2 separate regions of the Homo sapiens genome follow, and region 2 is linked to region 1. Evidence: chromatin contacts called from ENCODE Hi-C or POLR2A ChIA-PET data. All regions are on one chromosome and are shown on one strand. Each heading gives the region's core, a stretch centred on a gene start or an enhancer-like site at or near the end of the contact. The rest is flanking DNA. Distances are from core to core; before and after follow the strand shown. Region 1 overlaps WWC1 (WW and C2 domain containing 1). Region 2 has its middle 23 kb from the start of WWC1.

Region 1 (4,612 bases), core at 1,146-3,645:
GCTAGGAAGCTCTGTGATGAGAAGTCTAATGGCTCAACTCCAGAGAGAGCACTGCAGTCCTTTAGTGTCTCAAGGACTGACCATCTAAGACAGGCATTCCTGCAGGATGGAACAGATCCAAGGTTCAGAGTGGTCCTCTTCAGAGAGAACAAGAAGTGGCTGTCCAAATACAGATGTCTTGCTGTTTTGCTGGACGCCTGGGGGAGCTGAAATAGTACATAGGACATCTGTTTTTTTCTACCTGACCAGTATTCAATTCCTTCTTCTTTTGTTAATAATATTCCAATTTGTCTTTGGGAAATCACTCCTTTCGTACTTTCAAGTCACCTGGTTCCCATACAGCTGACTTTTCCCAGCACTGGAAACACGACGCATGCCTAGACCTTTAGAGAATCCTAATTTTGCCCACCCCCAACTGTCCTGTAACAAAGCTTGGTTCACCCAAAAATGCCAGGGAGTCTCAAACCCAAGGCTAGTTAAAACTATTGGGAAAGGTAGGCCCCCTTTCCACAGGGATTGCTAACCTGGTAGTGTGTAAGCTCCGAATTGCTGGGAGTTGCCTGGCCACATTGACAGGAAAGTCTGCTGGAGGGTAAAGCCAACATAAAGGCAAGCAGGGTGAAGAAAAGGAGAGAGACTGAGTCTGGGTAACATCATCTGAGTCCCTGGATCCAGCTGTGCCTGAAGCTAGGTATCTCAGGACTTTGGAGTTAAATAACACAATACATTCCCTTTTTTGCTTTCTCTGGTTTCTATTAGATTTCTGTCATCTCTGCAAAGAGTTCTACTATTCACACAGAGTTGGCAGAGGGGCAGAGCTGGGCACTGCCATGCTTCACCTGGCCTGGCTGAGAAGGTCCACAGGCCAGGCAACTTAGTCTAGGAAGGAATGGATGCAATGTGCCTGGCTTCCATCCACACCACAATGCCCAGGGCATTCTTTGCCAGTAACACTGGCTCAGAGTACAGAAAGATCATGAACTTGGCCGGGTGCGGTAGCTCACATCTGTAATCCCAGCACTTTGGGAGGCTGAGGTGGGTGGATCACAAGGTCAGGAGACTGAGACCATCCTGGCTAACACGGTGAAACCCCGTCTCTACTAAAAAATACAAAAAAATTAGCCGGGCGTTGTGACGGGTGCCTGTAGTCCCAGCTACTCGGGAGGCTGAGGCAGGAGAATGGCGTGAACCCGGGAGGCGGAGCTTGCAGATCGCGCCACTGCACTCCATCCTGGGTGACAGAGCGAGACTCCGTCTCAAAAAAAAAAAAAAAAAAAAAGCAAAGATCATGAACTTAAAGACAGATTGTCCAGGATTCAAATTCTGCCTCTACCACCTGGAATAGTCATGAAATATCTTGGTCTTACCTTTCTCCTCTCTAACATGGAGATAATAAGATAGACCCTGTGCTATAAGGTTGCTTTTAAAATTAAATGAGAAGATGCATTGCTTTTAAAATTAAATGAGAAGATGCATGCACAAATGTTTTAGTACAATAAACAATCTCAGCCAAGGGTAGTGGTGCGTGCCTGTAATCCCAGCTACTCAGGAGGCTGAGGTGGGAGGATCAATTAAGGCCAGGAGTTCAAGACCAGCCTGAGTAACATAGCGAGACCCTGTCCCTAAAAAAGAAAACAAAGTAATTAAAAATAAAAATCTCTTTAGGCCTATAACAGATGCTCTAAAAATGTCAGCTTTGATTATTATTTTGATTTTACTTGTGGTAGTGGAACCTGATTGCTTAGGATTCTGTGAAGCCACAGAACATCTAAATCCCAGAGGTCTACACTGCTTAAAAGCCCAGCTTGCTCCCAGCTGTGCAGGAGACACTGAAGTGGGTAGTGTCCATAATCTTTTTAGCCTGTTGCTGAAATTCCAGTTGTACTCCTTCAAACCAAAATGCTTACAGGATCATGGGAAAGCCTCGGTTGCAGAAATCAAGACAGGCAAGTGGGAAGATAACTCGGCTTTGAGGTTAAACAGATCTGGGTTCAAAGCATAGTTTCACTCTCTGTCTTGTGAAGTGTCCTGGGTGAGTCATTTCCTCTCTGAATTTCAGAGAGGATGAAAATATAAAAAGTATAATAACTATCTTCATAATCTTTGTGAGGATTAAAGAAGACGAAGTGTGTGAAAAGCTAAGCACAGAGCAGGCATTCTACAATAGTAGTTATTATTTTTGGAACCATCCCGCCCCTAGCCCCAGCCCAATTACCTTCTCTTAGCCTCTTCATATCGAAGGCGCAATCTGACCTTCTCTGCCAACTGATTGTTGCTGTTGATGCCGAACTGGAGGAGAAGAACAAAGTCAGGAATTATGTGGCTGTTGTGGCCGGTGCTGAGTTGGGTTTCGAGGGCTCATGAGAGACTTGACAGCTTGCGTGGGCAGTAGCCAAGAATAGCCCCCGGTGACTGGGCTGGCGGTGCAGATCGCAGGGAAGCTGGTTAAGCAAAAACACTTTCCTCCCTTCAGGCCACGGGAAGAACCGTACGCTCAGACATCGATCACTTTGAAAATAGAAGCCAAAAGCCCAGAATATCATCTTGCAGCCCCAAATGGCTTGGCTTGGTGCCCATTCAAGCCACAGAAGCATGGAGGACAGTTGGTGAGGAGGAAACAGGGATAGCCAATATCAAGAAACTCATTCTAGGGGCACTGGTGAGGGGATCCATAGAAAACTCAGAGGCTGCAGTCAGGAGTGAAACACTGGGTAGTTGGGGAGAAGACCCCTGCACTCACAAAGAGGGGTACAGTTCCTTTACAAATACTTTGGCCTGCAGATGGCTAGTAGCTGGACACATGGTGGTATGGGGAAGGAAGGGACAGCCTCTTTTTCTGTGCTAGTCTGTTAAGAGCAGCAAGAAGCTACAAGGCTCACCGGTCACCCTTGGACAAGTGGGAAGACAGCTATGGAACTTAGATAGGAACAGCATATAGAGGCTGTCCGCCACAGAGGCTGGAAGGCAGATTCGTTCAATGTTGCTGGCTCTAGTAAAACAAAAGCTCTCCAAAAGTTACGAGGCACCATGGTTCAGCCCTACTCTAACTCTTTCCTGAGCCACATCTGGACAGTGCTTTCACTATTCATAACTAGGACTGGACTGAGCTTTGGAACTGGGAGTCAAGCAGCTGCCTGAAAGCTGCATGCATTGTTTTGAGACTAACAGGAGGAAAATATCCTCTGCTGTCCAGCTGGGGAAAGAAAAATGAAAATGGAACTGCAAAATAGTATGGAAAAAAAAAACCAGAGAAAGACATTTTGTCCTTTAAACATGCTTTCTGTGCAGCATTAAGAGACACAAGCACCTGGCCAGGCAATACTCAGGGCCATGACGTCCGTCAGTGCAGGCTTTTCCTCCACAGCATCACATCATATCCTCCTGGGGCCAGGAGGTCTGTAAGAGAACAGAGCTCCAGAGGGCTGAGGCAGCAGCCAGCCCTGCAGAGAACCCCTGGCCAGCTCCCTGGTGAGCCATGAGAAGGCAGCTGTCCATTACAGCAGCCTCCCAGCTGCCATCCTGTGGAAGGCCCCCAGCAACCTGCCCCGTCTACTCACGCTTCCCGAGATGTCTGTCTGGGAGCTCACATCCAGGTACTGTTTCGGTAGCGGGAAACTCGAACTCTCCAGAGAGCTGCTGCTGGACCACAGGTCTGAGTGAGACCCCCTGTCAGTGCGGAAGCCGTCCTTCAACATGGCAAGGCTCTGAAGGAGGGGAGAGCAGGGTTAGTGATGCGCCTTCCCAGGAGGGAGCTCTGGGTCTGCCACGCTCCCTGTGCTTCCCTCTCTACCCTCCCTTAATTTAGGAACCTGTGCCCTCCCCAGATATCCTACTGATCCTGTGATAGAGAGCTAGCAGTGAGTGGGTCCTTGCTGTGTGCCAGGCTCTGCGCTGGGCCTATGACATAGGAGAAACCGGTGTGGATGCCGACTCTGGAGCCACATGCCCTAGTTGGAATCCCTGCTCTGCTGCTTCCCAGCTGTGTGACTTGACCTAGCTGAATAACCTCTCTTTGCCTCAATTTCCTCTCCTATAAAATGGGAATAATCAGCTGGGTGCTCATGCCTGTAATCCCAGTGCTTTGAGAGGCCGAGCTGGGAGGATCACTTGAGGCCAGGAATTCAAGATCAGCCTGGGCAACACAGTGGGACTCCCATCTCTAAAAAAAAAAAAAAAAAAAAATAGCTGGATGTGGCGGTGCATGTCTGTAGTTCCAACTACTTGGGAGGCTGAGGTGGGAGGATTGCTTGAGCCCAGGAGTTTGACGCTGCAGTGAGCTATGATCATGCCACTGCATTCCAGCCTGGGTGATAGAGCGAGACCCTGGTTCTTAAAAAAAAAAGGGGGGAAGAATCGCAGGTCCTATCTCACAGGGCCATCATCTTGATTAAATGAGATGACAAGTATAAAACACTAGTGAATACAGCCCATACTCAGTAACTGTCAGCTTTACCAGAGTCTTACTGAATCCTGACAATAGTCATACAAAGAATGACCTATGATTATCCCCAATTTATCGATGAGAAGCTGGCAATTGACCGAGGCAAGATTTGGACCTGGTCTATCTGGCTTAAGGCTCCATGATCTCAACCACTAATCATAACAGGAACAT
Region 2 (4,509 bases), core at 636-3,135, 140 kb after region 1:
TTCATCCCTCTGTCCCCAGCACCTGGTTTGTCCATTGAGCACCTACGGCATGTCAGGCACTATTTGTGGACAGAATGGACAGATACCCTCATGATTTCAGTAGATGTTGGCAATTAACACGTTTTCGTCTAGGCAGTTATTTTCCTTGTAAGAGCCACTCCTTTCCCGCTCTTTATGGCCCCGGAAAGGCTGATGGGGTTTGGGCAAATTCATGGTCTTCTGTTGATAGAGGGAGGGTCTCTTTGACATTCCCATGGGTGCTGCAAGGATATAGGTTTGGGCCTGTTGGCAACCATCTTTCCTACATATGGAATAAATCACTGTGAAGATAAGGCCACATCCCAAGGGCAGTGGCATTGAGAGGTGGAGCAAAGACAGTACCTTGTGAGCATCTTTGCGCCCTTGGATCTGACCAAATTTGAAGCCAGTCCTGCCTTTGGATATTCTGGTTTTTGCTTTGTGTTAGGGTTCTGTCACTTACCCCTGCACCTCTCCTGATTAATACAGAGATGCTGCTTGGGGGCAGAAGCCAGCTTGTGTTCACTTTCTCCATCTTCATTGCAGCATTCTACGTAATAGATGTTTCCTAAATGTTCACTGGTTGACTAATAGCTAGTGGGGCAGATTCCTTCTGGCCAAAGGCTCTAGCCTGAGAACAAAATCTATATGTATGTGGCCGAGATAAGACCAAGATAAGGGATTGTTGAGGGAGTGGCCTGGGAATGGAAACAGCCAGAGAGCTGACTGAGAACCGAAGATTCCCAGCCACCTGGGAGGGGCCTGTTCCTGATCTGTGGTGTGTCCTCTCTAAGGCTCAATTTTCACACTGTTTCACAGAGTGGCTGGGAAGTTCAAATAACAGCAATTAATTTGGATAGAAGCGTTTTATGAATGCATGAGTGTAAGGACATCCCTTTTACTGCCCCTGGAATTGGGCTCAGTTCAGGGACACTGATCATCTCTGGAAGAGTGGCTACTGGGTAGACTGTCCCTAAGAGGGTATAGGCTTTGCTTCTTCTGTCCTCTCTTCCCTGGAGCCTTCTAGAAGAGCAAGTCCCCAGGGCTTTACGCAGCTCTTGAAGTGGGAGGATGGGGTGGGTGGAGCTCCTTACTCTTGAACAGGTCAAGCTTCAGGCTGGGATCACACTTCAGCTCTCACTGAAGGCTGAGAATAAGAAAAGTTAGTTGCCAATCAGTAGACATCCCCTTGAGGGAGGCTGAGTGTTTACAACAGCAACCCTGCCAGATGGCAGTATCATCTCCACTACACAGGGGAGGAAACCCAGGCTTCGGAGGTTAGATAAGAAGCCCAGGCTTAGCTAGAAAGGTGTGGTTGGGAGTGAAAGTGAAGGATTTTTTTTGTTTGTTTTGCTTTTTTTTTTAATCTAAAGACGATAACCCCCAAATTCCACAATTTTCCTTTAATAATAGCTTACCATTTAATATGCATTTGTTAAATGCTGGGCCCTTGCCAAGGACTTTACATATATTGTTTTTATTAGGCTTTCCAAATAATCCCATACAGCAGTTATTTTTATCCCTATTTTACAAATGGGAAAGGTGAGGCTCAGGAAGTCCAGGTGGAAATGTACTCAGTGGGCAAATGGTGGAGGCAGGCTCGCAGTCCAGTCTGGCTGGTCCCAGGACTGGTCTTCTTTGGAATCTTTTTCCTGGAACCGATTCCACGGGCCTCTTTCAGGAGTCCAGGGCTCTCCTCGCAGTCTCTGGCTGCTCGGCGACTTCCCTAAATCCCTTTGAGGCGCCGGGCCCACCTCCAAGCAGATTTCATGGGAAAGGCTGCCACCTCGTGGCCAGATGGCAAACCCAACATTTGCCGGGAGGAGGCGAGGGCTGGTGAGGGAGGGGCTTTGTGGAGCAGCTGGTGCAGCCTTGCTTTCCGAGGGCGGCGTGCAGCCACAGTGCCCGCTGCGGGTGCTGGGGAATGGCGCCTTACAGGCTGCCCACCTGCCTCCTCAGGGTGGAAGGCGGGGCTTGGGTGTGAGCGTGCTGAATCAGAACTTTCCTGGAAAGTCGCCACTTGGTGTGGTCAGAGGATCACTGAAGTAAGTAAGTAATCAGAATATCCCTTCTCCCTAATTGTTTCACCTGGCTGGTCGTGGAGGAGGGAGAGGCGAAGGAGAAGGAATGGTGCATGCACTGGAGAGAGGATCCTTGGCCGGGATCTGTTCTCGGTGTTCCACCCCGTATAGACCCTGTCCCCAACTCTGGGCAAGTTACAGAACCTCGTCCTCATTTCCCAAATCTGAGCCGGTTTGAGGAGCGCTCCCTCTGTTCTGACCGCCCCAGCCTTCCTTCAAGCCCTCATCCAGACTGTTGCAGATTCTCCCGGGCTCTGGGCCTTCTGCCACTCTTCTCTCTCCACTTTGCAAACCCAAAGATTCCCTAATCGTGTTTCTCCCTATGTACAAGAGTCACACTGATGTCCCTCATGACCTGGCAGGAGAATACCCAGCTTCTTAGCCTGACTGTTATTCCTGCCTCCTTCCCTCCAACAAACCTCATCTCTGGCTGTGCCCTTCCCGCTGAGCTCCAATCCCCTGCTCCTCATTTCGGGCTGCAGGTGAAACTCACCTACCCACGATCAGACCTTTCTTCCAGAGGTCCTGATCTAATTGGCCTGGGACCCGTGTCTAGCGCGCTCGCCGGTGGTTCTAATCCTTAGCACCTGCCCCGGCCTCTCTGAACTTCTCACCTGTCTCTTTGCATATTTCTTCTCCTTCCTGCTACCCCCTCCTGCCTTGTCTGTCTTGCATTCTCTTACTTGCCAGTGCCCAGCTCAAATGCTTGTGGAGGCTGGGCACGGTGGCTCATGTCTGTAATCCCAGCACTTTGGGAGGCTGAGGCAGGTGGATCACCTGAGGTCAAGAGTTCGAGACCAGCCTGGCCAGCATGGTGAAACCCCATCTCTACTAAAAATACAAAAATTAGCCGGGCGTGGTGGTGGGCATCTGTAATCTTAGCTACTTGTGAGGCTGAGGCAGGAGAATCACTTGAACCTGGGAGGTGGAGGTTGCAGTGAGCCGAGATTGCACCATCGCACTCCAGCCTGGGCAACAGAGCAAGACTCTGTCTCAAAAAAAAAAAAAAAAAAAAAAACAACAAAACTTGTGGAGAGAACTCATACTCCTGTCCTCTGGACATCATGTGTTTGCTCATCACTTGTGTGCCAGCCCTGAGCCTACTGTGCTGTAGTGATTGATTGGCTTGTGAGTTTGTCTCACACTTTAGACCATGTTTTATTTATCTTTGTCTTCCCAGCTTCTGACAGTGCCAGGGACAAAATTGTGCTTGGTGACTCTGAAAGTAGAATGCCTGAACAGATGTCCCTTGTTCACATGGCTAGTCTTCACATGGCTGAGACCCTCCACTTTCCAGATGTCACCCTTTCTGAAAAGCCCTTGAAGCCATGAAGAAGGTCCACACACTGAAAGTACTTGTTCAAGTTACCCAGGCCCAGGAGAGGGGAGAAGCTGAGATTGCTCTTGAGGACATGAGATTTGAGGGAAGATCTTTCTCCATCTTCCCAGCTCCCGCATACAAATCTCTCCCCCTGTGAAAATTGTTATGCTTCAATTTCTACTCTTAGAAAAATCAGTGTTTGGAAGAAAGTTTCTAAAATAATAAAAATGAGGTTGGGCACGGTGACTCACGCCTGTAATCCCAGCACTTTGGGAGACCAAGGTGGGCAGATCACTTGAGGTTACGGGTTCGAGACCAGCCTGGCCAACATGGTGAAACCTTGTCTCTACTAAAATTACAAAAAATTAGCCGGGCATGGGGGCAGGCTCCTGTGGTCCCAGCTACTTGGGAGGCTGAGGCAGGAGAATTGCTTGAAACCATGAGGTGGAGGTTGCAGTGAGCCGAGACTACGCCATTGCACTCCAGCCTGGGGAATAAGAGTGAGATTCCGTTTCAAAAAAACAACAAAAAAAGAACATTTATTGAGTACCACATATCCATGATACAGGCAATATCTCATTTAATCATCAAAGCAGCCATCCTCATCCCTGACCAATGATGGACTATTATATAAGTGAGAAGCTTTTCTTCTGCTAACTTGAGTTTATCTCTTAACACAGCGTATGATATTTACCTTAATTAGCACATGTGACCTTCCCAAGTTTCCATGTTCGTTTAGTGAGTGGTAGAGTCAGGACTGGTTCCTAGGTGGTCTGACTTCAGAGTGCATGATCTTCACTAACCCATAGGCTGTACCGCCTTTCCAGAATTCTTTTTTTTTTTTTTTTTTTTCGAGATGGAGTCTCGCTGTGTCGCCCAGGCTGGAGTGCAGTGGCGCGAACTCGGCTGACTGCAAGCTCTGCCTCCTGGGTTCACGCCATTCTGCCACCTCAGCCTCCCGAGTAGCTGGGACTACAGGCCTCCGCCACCACGCCCGGCTAATTTTTTGTATTTTTAGTAGAGATGAGGTTTCACCATGTTAGCCAGGATGGTCTCGATCTCCTGACCTTGTTATCTGCCCGCCTCGGC

Evidence for each region. A loop is a pair of places that touch in the nucleus more often than their neighbours do. ChIA-PET counts read pairs that join two places held with the same protein, here RNA polymerase II (POLR2A). Pooled maps may share reads with other maps.
Region 2: a map of mammary epithelial cell shows a loop between it and region 1 (2.5-fold over the local background). The contact joins two enhancer-like sites. A Hi-C loop is called at or near these places in 27 of 168 maps with a recorded cell type or tissue (CD4-positive, alpha-beta T cell, Caco-2, Calu3 and 19 more), 32 of 37 single-sample maps with no recorded cell type and 26 of 50 pooled maps. POLR2A ChIA-PET finds 5 or more read pairs at or near these places in 2 of 52 experiments (MCF 10A and Panc1).

The regions. Positions count from the first base shown.
Region 1 is chr5:168,407,599-168,412,210 of GRCh38, reverse strand. It overlaps WWC1 (WW and C2 domain containing 1), which reads right to left. Exons shown (of 23, transcript NM_015238.3): 7 at 3,558-3,704; 8 at 2,216-2,289. Among named protein-coding and RNA genes, the nearest start is that of RARS1, 77 kb to the left of the region's middle. RefSeq lists an enhancer at 1,681-2,880. Within about 2 kb of position 2,395, at least 8 of the 41 ENCODE cell types and tissues checked have a DNase peak (open chromatin) inside an H3K27ac peak, as active enhancers do; they include PC-9, where a contact is called at or near this core.
Region 2 is chr5:168,266,832-168,271,340 of GRCh38, reverse strand. No RefSeq gene overlaps it. Among named protein-coding and RNA genes, the nearest start is that of WWC1, 23 kb to the left of the region's middle. Within about 2 kb of position 1,885, at least 5 of the 41 ENCODE cell types and tissues checked have a DNase peak (open chromatin) inside an H3K27ac peak, as active enhancers do; they include PC-9, where a contact is called at or near this core.